2 separate regions of the Homo sapiens genome follow, and region 2 is linked to region 1. Evidence: chromatin loops called from intact Hi-C (ENCODE). Cell type or tissue: GM12878. All regions are shown on one strand.

The links. Peaks named below come from ENCODE experiments on the same cell type or tissue, not always from the same donor. Only the 100,000 strongest peaks of a DNase experiment are listed, where the experiment ranks them.
Region 2: it touches region 1 in a loop (2.2-fold over the local background); 1 of 110 quality-filtered maps calls a loop at or near these places.

Annotation. Positions count from the first base shown.
Region 1 is chr5:96,437,519-96,442,518 of GRCh38, reverse strand. All of the region lies in intron 4 of LOC101929710 (a long non-coding RNA gene), which reads right to left. It also overlaps a transcript of CAST not described here and the pseudogene LOC102724070. Among named protein-coding and RNA genes, the nearest start is that of PCSK1, 6.8 kb to the right of the region's middle. In GM12878, a CTCF peak has its summit at 2,396; a DNase peak (open chromatin) is centred at 2,648; H3K4me3 peaks cover 631 bases; H3K27ac peaks cover 1,097 bases.
Region 2 is chr5:95,926,060-95,931,059 of GRCh38, reverse strand. All of the region lies in intron 2 of ELL2 (elongation factor for RNA polymerase II 2), which reads left to right. Among named protein-coding and RNA genes, the nearest start is that of ELL2, 33 kb to the left of the region's middle. RefSeq lists a silencer at 3,153-3,202. In GM12878, no CTCF peak of the experiment used is centred here; DNase peaks (open chromatin) are centred at 2,929 and 4,949; H3K4me3 peaks cover 1,260 bases; H3K27ac peaks cover 4,363 bases.

The DNA of each region.
Region 1 (5,000 bases):
TCCTAGTCTTACCAAAGCAACAAATGGTAATAACATTTTAGGATAACATAAACCTAGAAACATAGGGCTTCTGAGTGTAATCTAAAATCATGGACAGTTCTCTTCAATGCAAAGCAAAGAAAATGGCAGAAGACAGACCAATCATAATGACAGCTAGATTTTATTGAGTACTTACTATGGGCTAAGCAATGTTCTCAGTGCTTTACATAATTTAGTCCATTCAAATCTCATAAATAGTATTATTTCCTCTGTTTCATGAGGAAGCTGAAGATTCAGGAGCTATTCCAGGTAACAGTGCTGGTAAGGGGTAGAGAGGACTCAAATACTTACCTGCTTAAAATATTAAACATCAAACTATTCCACATAAGTGGAAGGTAGAAGAAGCACTACAGACCTGAGTTCTGGTGTTAGCTCTGTGAGATTATCTATGCAAACTCTGTTAGCCTTGCTTACCTGTGACTCAGTTTACTTGCCTGTGAAGTGGGAATGGTAATAATGGTGTAGTGAGAAGCCAATAGATGGAAATCCTTGTGAAAATTGTAAAGTACTGTATAAACATCAGTTATCATTATACTCCTACAATCATGGCTCTTGCAGGCTGGATCCAAACCTTCCCACAGGAAGCTGGGAAATGGAAATGAAGTCATTGTGTTACTACTCAATCACCCATACGCATAATCACAGAAAGGCTGTTTCTAATACCAGGAGGTGGGCAAGGTGGAGTAGCAATCACATTATAAAAAAGTGCCCCTTTTGACTATTTTCTCTGTGTGCCTCATGATCTGACCTCTACTGATGTTGAATGTCAAACGTACTAATGCCTGCTTTCTACATACTTTATACTTTTCCATCATACTTAATAATATTGAGTTTACATAGTCCCTTTTTTTCTAAGGTGCCACTTTCAATAAATGTGTTTAGAGAGGGCAACTTTCTAGTCTTCCCAGAGCCCTTAAACCCATCGCTACTGATTCTCCACCAAGAAATCAGAAGCAAATTGCTCCAAGAGGAAGGATCAGGTTCTCAAGGCAGATGTGTGAAGTTCACCCTGTGAGCCGTGGATAAACTACTTCACTTGCCTGCATTTTAGTGAATTGGAGTTAATAAAACTTGCTCTGGCTCTCTCAACGGGCTTATGGGAAAAGTCAATTGGGAATGTATAGAATTATGAGAGAAAGAAAAAAAAGAGGAAGGGGAACACACTAAAAATTAGTGAGTAGGAAAAAAGGGAGAAAGAGAGGTGAGAATTGAGTGCCAGAGCTAGTCAGTTTTACACTTTGAAATCATCTCTCTGTCCAAGATGCCTCCCTACTCCAGAATTTGACAAACTTGTGTAAGAAACTATTATGTAACTAGGGTGCTATTTTCTCAATAAAAATAACTATCATTTACTTGTACCAGACAATGTTGTAAGTATGTTATGTATAATAACTTCAACAGGTAAATTACTATTATACCCTCATTCCGTAAATGAGGAAACCAAAGCAAAGACATGTTCAAAATGTGTCTGGATGTTCCCAGCTAATAAGTGGCAGAGCTGAGAATCAAATCCAGGTGGTCTGTTTTGAGTCTGCTCTTATATCTGTGCTTAATGCTCTTTGAAATAGTGTTCATCTAGAGTTTGGGCACAGTTTATCAAATAGTGTCAGTTCTTCCATCGACTCTTAACTAGCTTTGCAAATAAAATTAAAGCCATTGCCTCTGCCTTTTCCAGCTGTAGAGCACTAGGAAAGTAGATGCTGGATCATCAACCATTGCACCCATGAAATACTTTCCCATACCTATTTCTTTCCTAGCTTTCTTAACGCCAAACCCTGACATTTCCCCCATGTGTATGTATGGCCCTACCCTAAATGATTGAGTAATTCTGACTGGAGAGTCAGAAGAACTTGAGTAGCCTTAAACGGACCCCCTCACCCTGCTGCCATTTATCCTACCCACCTCCCCCACCCACAAGTCCATCACTTTCCCAAGTCCATGGGCTTAGAAAAAACTTTTGCTACCTGCTCCTCTCCTTGGCATGTAACAACTCAGACCTGGCCAATACATGTTTGCTTGAGTTGGGGCACCCACTGGGCTTGCTGGTCTTAGCCTCTCTCTCTTGCTGTGAGTAAACAGCTACAGCTGCAGCGTGGGTAGGTCTGAACAGTAGAGGTACAAGTCTACAGCAGGGTCCAAGGAAAGAGCTAGAGACACGGATGCTCACAGGAGACATGCAGATACCATAACTGAGTGGAATAAGGCAGGCATAAGAGAGAAGCTCCAAACCCTCAATTCTCTCTGCTATTTTCCCCTTATAGAGTTAAGGATTTCTGAACTCCATTATAAGAAAAAAAAAAAAAAAGGTGGGATAAACATAATTGCAGAAATTCATACTTTGTCTCAGTGTCTGAGAACTGTAGGGGTCACTGTTTCCAGACTAACATTTTCTAGTTTATAAAGAGAAGCCAGAAAACCAGATTTTTGTTAGCTATTTCCTGAGTTTCAGTATCAGAAGCTTACTTAGAACTTTTAAAGTAATGTGCCGTGGGCCACTTCTGCTTTAGTACCTTTGTTTTCTCTTTCAGTTTTACTGATTGTACAATTTTTTTGCCTGTCATAACTGGGATCAGGATTGGTCCCTCTTCTAACCATAATTAGGGACAATTGTTGAAGGTCTTCTTTCCTCTACTTGTTTACAACAGCTTCAAGGATTATATTATTTTAAACAACAAGCAGATTAATCCCTGTGTTCACTGGAGGGAGGTGAGAAACAAAGGGGAAGTTAGGATCAGTCCATTATTATTTATCCCTCAGTGGCACCTGCTAGAAAGCAACCCCGAGGTGACCAATTTCTTACAGTTGGTTCGGGGGTGTGAAGCCTCCACCTTTAACTGTGCCTGATGTCTCTGGGGAAAACACCCTCAGTCTCTTTGCTGGGTGACAAAGGGATAGTTTTCTGCAATAAAGAGTGATGAGGGAAGCTGGGGAAGATTGCTTTTGAAACAGACTTTAAAGCAATCTTTTTTTATTTTCCAACCTATTTGCATCCTAATGTCAAGTTATTTGGTGCCTGCCAATTCCTCAGTCATGGGGAATTCTGAGGCATAGAAAGGGTTAGTTCTTGGCTTTCCCTGCTGCTGGATTAACATTTCATTTTCTTGGGTCTGCTAAATTAGTTGCTTTTTTGCTTTCATAATTTTTTGTGATTGCTTCTACTCCTGTTCTCCCCATTTCATAAGTTTATGTCCTTAAAAAAATCCCTTCTTTGTAGTTTTTGAGGGGTTTTAGTGGGGCATGAAAGGAGACACATATATTTAATCAACCAACTTTACCTGAAAGTATAGTAGCCAAACAAATAGATACACTCTAAGTGTCTTCCGTTACTTGATAAGTTGAAGTATACTTAACACATTTAATGGAAAGCTATGCAACCATTATAAATTATGCCAGTGAACAGTTATTGACATGGAAATATATCAGTATATTAAGTGGAAAGTGATAGGTTAATAGCATTAATAATAGTAGCAAACTAAGCGATTTCTCTGTCCTCACCCTTCTGCTAAGTATCTTAAATGGATTATTTCACTTAATCTCACAGAAAAATCTCCTGACATGTGGAATGAGAAGTTATGAATATCACAAACATAAATGTCTATGAAAGTAAAATTATTTTCATTTTCTCCAAAAATATAAATTTGGAGAGTATTACTACATTATGGCTCTCTGCATCATGAGTTTGTCAATAATTTTTACACCGAAATATTATTTTTCAAATAGTAACTTTACAGTGGAGAAATCTGGTTGATATGATACCATCTTAACCAAGTGATCAGAGATAACATCACTAGTAATTAGACATATGGACACCATGTACCTCCTGATACAAGTCAATGAAAATGACATAACATCACTTATTCCTACAAATGTTTAATCCCAGCCTAATCATTAGAAAACACCAGACAAACCAAAATTAAGGACCATAATATAAAATAACTGAATAGTACTCCTCAAAAGTTTTAAGGTTGTGAGAGACAAAGATAAAATATCCCAGTTTGGAGGAGACATAATAACCAAATGCAATAGGGAGTCTTAATTGAATACTGGACCATAAAAGAAGATATACTAATAGAACAGTTGGAAAAATATAAAGGTCTATAAATGAGTTAAGAATATTGTATCAATGTTAATGTTTTGGTTTAGCTAATAGTAATATGGTTACACCAGATGTAAACCCCAGGGAAAGCTGCATGAACGGTATACACAAGTTTTGTGTACTGTTTTTTCTTAATTTTCTGTAACTATAAAGTTATTTCAAAATAAAAAGTTGGAAAAATAAATTATCTTTTTTTAGTTGGCCAACTATACTATATTCTATTCTGGGTGCCACATTTAAAAAATTCTATTGAAAGACCCTATCCGGACAAGAGCAAGCAGAATGCCAAAGTGTTAAAAAGGTTGGGGATGTTTAACCTAGAGCAGAAAAAAGTTAGGCAAGATATAACAATCTGCCTTCGAAGTATGAATTGCTATCATGTATAAAAGAGATTGAGACTTGTCAGTGTGGTACTAGAGGGCAAAATTAGCATGCTTGACTGGAGGTAGTAATGAGGAAAGGTTTTATAATATCATTATAAGGAAGGACTTTGTAACCATTTCAGCCAATCCAAACCAAAGAATGGGTTGCTTTGGGAGACCAGGAATTGCCTAACAACTTGTTAAAAAATATCACAGAGGAGTGTCATGTATACCAGGCATGTTAAGTAGATCAGTGCGTCTCAAACTTTAATTGCGTATGAATCACTACGGACTCATTAACAATGCAGATTCTGATTCAGTAGTTCTGGGGTGGGGGCTGAGGGTCTGCATTTCTAACAAGCTTCCAAGTGATGCCTATAATGCTGGTATGTGGACAAGACTTTGAGAAGCAAGGAGCTGTATAATATTCAAGGTCACTTTTCAATACTAAAGTCTATAATTCTCATAGAAAGACATACTTCAGGAGCAGAGACAGCAGTTAT
Region 2 (5,000 bases), 510 kb after region 1:
AAACCATTGAGAAACAACTTGGAACTGGAAGTGCAAAGGGAGAATTCTAAAGAAAGCGTTTTAAAAAGGAGAAAGAACAAGAAAGCAGGACACCATTTCCTACCTTTGGTATTCTCCAAATAGTTGGCACCAATTCTCATAAAAAAAAAATGGCACAAAATGGTGCATATTTTTACACACACACTTTTGTAATGTTCATTTAAGATTTGACTACAATTTAATTAATTAAAATGATATACCCCAAATATTGTATGTCTTATTGCTGTTTCTCCTTGTTTAGCATAGACTGTGGTCTTGTGCCTTTGGTCCCCAGGGAGGACTTACCACAGTGGCTGCCTCAGCAATTCCAGTCTCTCATCATTCCTTCCTTAACTAGAGCATTTCTGAGTCTGTTTGTAATACATAAAATAAGTTCCCCGTAAGACTTACTTTGAAAAAAGCATTCGGTAACTTTACCCAAGAAAAGGCTCAAAAACAATTGATATTGAAAGCAGAGAATTAAGAGTTAAATATACTTCTAAATCTATATGGAAATATTCTGCAGACTTAACTATTGTTTGTCTTATTGGACTTACAAGTTTTCTTGGTGACATTGATTAGGTTGGGGTGAAACCATGTATTTTACAAAATCTGGGGCTTGGGCTTTTTGAGACTTCTGTTAACCTTGAGGACTTGCAGGTGTCAAATACCAGTCTCTCCCTAGATTTACACAACTGCTGCTGACTGCAGTCATGAATTCTAAGCCCACTTACATTTGCCAGCAGTTCTTCCTGGCATAATGCAAAAGAACGTTGCTCAAGGCTCCAGGGTACAAGGAGAGGAGATTGGCAATGAATTGGAAGTTGCGATTCATATTTAAGATTTTTTTTCCTTGTAGAATTCAGGTTTGGGCTTTGTTTCTGAGAAACCATTTTTTAAAACAAAATTCTGCTTCCTATTTGACAAGAAGAATTACTAAACTTAGAATTATTTAGTATGGTTACATTCTAAATTCTTTAAAAATACAAAATGGTTTTAAAGAGGTTGGGTCATACTTTCAAATGGAATTTCGTGAAGCCAGAGTATTCGGCGAGTGTTTTAATAAAGACGAAGATACTTTTTAGAAAGAAAAATGTATAATATGAACTTAAGTCCCACAAACCCAGGAAGCCACTTGGCCTAGGCTTTGGGGCTAAACATAGCATAAGAGAGGTTAGAAACTTTCTCACCCTGACATTTGTACCACACAGCAGGCAGCTGTGTGGGGGTTTTTTTGTTTTTTGTTGTTTTTTTTTTTTTACCCTTCCTTTCATCTTGTAATTTATTTTTGCCTTCTCTGGGGAACCCTGGTTCTCAACAGATTCTTAAGTCATCTATTTCAAATCCATTTATAATTTTTTAGTATCCCTGACATAAGGCACCTTCTGAGTGAATTTAATCTAAGTTTCTTCAGATAAATCTAACAAATATTTATTAGGTATCTACTCCACTGTGTTTCAAATATATATAAAAGTGGGTAAGACCGGCTGGGCGCAGTGGCTCACACCTGTAATCCCAGCACTTTGGAAGGCCAAGGCGGGCAGATCACGAGGTCAGGAGTTTGAGACAAGCCTGACCAACATGGTGAAACCATGTCTCTACTAAAAATACAAAAATTAGCCGGATGTGGTGGTGCACACCTGTAATCCCAGCTACTCGGGAGGCTGAGGCAGGAGAATCGCTTGAACCCAGGCGGCAGAGGTTGCAGTGAGCCAAGATCGAGCCGCTGCACTCCAGCCTGGGCGACAGAGCGAGACTCTGTCTCAAAAAAAAAAAAAAATGAGGAAGACCATGGTCCTTGCCTCCAAAGAACTCACAGTCTGGTGGGAGAGAAAGGCAAATAAATGAGTACTTAGCATATACAATGTAGTGAAGGCAGCAATAGCGATGAGCGCCTAGAGGTGAGGGGACCATGGAGACTCAGAAAGCGGGCTTCTAAACGCACCTCACTGAGAAAGCAAAGGCTCCTGAGGGAAGGACTCCTAAGCTGAACTCACATTAAGTTAGCATGAGCTAAGGCAAGAAGTGGGGACACAGAGTAGCGTGTTCCGGCACCCAGCAAGCACGGTATTGCTGCTGGACATGAAATACAATGTGGAGATGAGGCCCAGTTAAACTGGTTTAGTAGCAAGAGTGCTGACAAGGAAACATATATACTGTTAAGAAGCTTACATCTACTACTCATAAGTAGTAGGAAGTCATGAAGAAATAAATGACCCTTGAGACTGACAGAGTCATATTGACATTTTGTAAGAATAGTTGTTGATAAAAACTGAATGATTATAGGATGGCAGCTGAATGATTAGATGATGGGATTGAGAATGGTTCAAAAGTGGAGGTCGAAAACCAAGTTGTCCAAGCAAAAGGTAATACTGAGCCAAAGCAGAGGAAAGAATATACATTTAAGAAATGTTTCGGAAGGAAAAAGCAGTAAGTCTTACGATTATGTGTTTGTTGAGGGGTGTGGAGTAGTGTGAGAAAGAGGAGTCAAATTTCACTCATCAGGATGCCAGTAATCTCAGCACTAAATGAATGATGGCTTATTAACTGGGCAATGTGGGAGGGTGGAAAGATTTAGGAACGAGATGATAATTTAGTTTATATCAGCTTTGTATATTTAAATTTTGGAAGGGACTGGTTAATAAAACAAAAATGAAATGCAGCTTTATGATAAGTTGCTGAACCCAATGGGAGGTTTTAGTTTTTGCCACCAAAGAAGAACTTGTGGCTTAGCCCAGCCATGACTGCATTTTGAAGAAACTATTTAGATTTTCTCGATGGCTGTCTCACTTCTCTTCCAAAACCACTTTGGCACTTGGTTCAACTTTGCATTCATTTTTAAACAAAGTTTCTGTTCTCTCATGCTCCATAGTCTGTATATCTTTTCCCTGATGCAGTATCTCTAGTACTAATCTGCTATTTCCATCTTTCCCCTGCCAGTAACTGTCATCACCCCTTTTTTCCTGGAAATACCCAACTACCAAACAACACACACTCAGACACCTGTGTTCTTCTAAATACTTTTTAGCCATGAAGCTACAAAAATGAATCATAAGAAAACTCCCTTTGAAGCCCCTTTTTAGCTGACGAAACCAACACTGGTCAGTTGTACAGTATTTAAAAATAAGAAGTACACTTAACCAGTTAATGGATTCATTTACATTAAGGTGCTCATTATCACATTCAAAGTAAAATATACACACATATGTGTGTGTGTATGTCTATATACACACATATGTGTGTGTGTATGTCTATATACACACATATGTGTGTGTGTATGTCTATATACACACATATGTGTGTGTGTATGTCTATATACACACATATGTGTGTGTGTATGTCTATATACACACGTGTGTGTGTATGTCTATATACACACGTGTGTGTGTATGTCTATATACACACGTGTGTGTGTATGTCTATATACACACGTGTGTGTGTATGTCTATATACACACGTGTGTGTGTATGTCTATATACACACGTGTGTGTGTATGTCTATATACACACGTGTGTGTATGTCTATATACACACGTGTGTGTATGTCTATATACACACGTGTGTGTATGTCTATATACACACGTGTGTGTGTATGTCTATATACACACGTGTGTGTGTATGTCTATATACACACGTGTGTGTATGTCTATATATACACACGTGTGTGTGTGTATGTCTATATATACACATACACATACTGAAACAATTCCATTCTTCCAGGCAAAATACCCTGGAGTCATCCTTGATTTCTCCCCTTCATTCCTTATATTTAGTATGTCTAGGAATCCTGCTGCCTGTACCTGCAAAATACATCCCAGATCCATCCATTTCTCCCTGTCCTGGTCCTAGGCATCATTATCTCGTTCCTGGACTTTCATACATATGTGCCACAATGGCAGGAATCTTTGTCAGTTTTATTCACTACTATGTCATAGAAACCTAAACAGTGCCTAGCACAGTAGTACTCAGTTAATATGTGTGGAATAAGTGAATTAAATGAAAGAATCAATTAATCCATGTCATCTTACCAGAAACACTAACATTTAGAAGGCTAATTTCATATTAATAGAGAAGCCATATTAAGAGAGCCAAAAATTACTCAAGGTAGTTTTTTGTAATTTCAGTTATATAGCAACTGAGTGTATTGGGTGTATTTTATTTTTAAAAATTAGTACTTTACTTCCATCGATGTTATTGTGTATTTGTAATTAAAATTGGTTTTGAAATGTTGCCGTCGATGATATTTTCTCCAAAATGGTCATAAATTTAAAAGAATACATTAGGGATGAGAATGCAGTTCTCAGGAATTATTTTTCTAATAAGACTGTATCCTACAGAAATAAGAGAAATAGGAAATCTCAGTATTAGGCTGCTATACTCTTTAATCCAGAACTAGAAATTTTAATACTGGATCCAGGGGAACCATGTGAAAAATAACAGGGAAAGCAATTTCACCTTACTTTTTCCTTGCTTAATATACATCTTGCTAAAGAGGAACAATGGAAGGAAATAAATGGACTTATTTTTCCTGAATTATTTATTAATTATAATTCCTGAATTATTGTTATATGACCTGAATTTTGGGGATAACTGCCAATATTTCTCTTTGTGCTAGAAAAATTTGGCATTTTGCACTACTCTCTTCAGTAAAATAGCTATCATATGGAAATTTCAGACGGCTCTAATATGTGTTGGATCCTCTCTACCCTCTGCCCTTCCCTGTCAGTAGGAATATTTAGCTCTTATTGATTTCTCTAATACTTAACTTTTTCTATTGCCAGTGAAGGCTACCCTCCCCTTCCTACTCCTCCACCCTTCAGCATTGGTTTGCACATCTGGGCTGATGTGAGAGGCTTTTTTTTTTTTCTCCCCTCAACCCATAATGTTTGGGCCTAAAGTCATAACTGCAGGTCTAGTTTAAAAAATAGCACATGTGGCTTTCAGGTTGAGGTTTCTATTTTCTGTTCTGATTCTAGACTATTC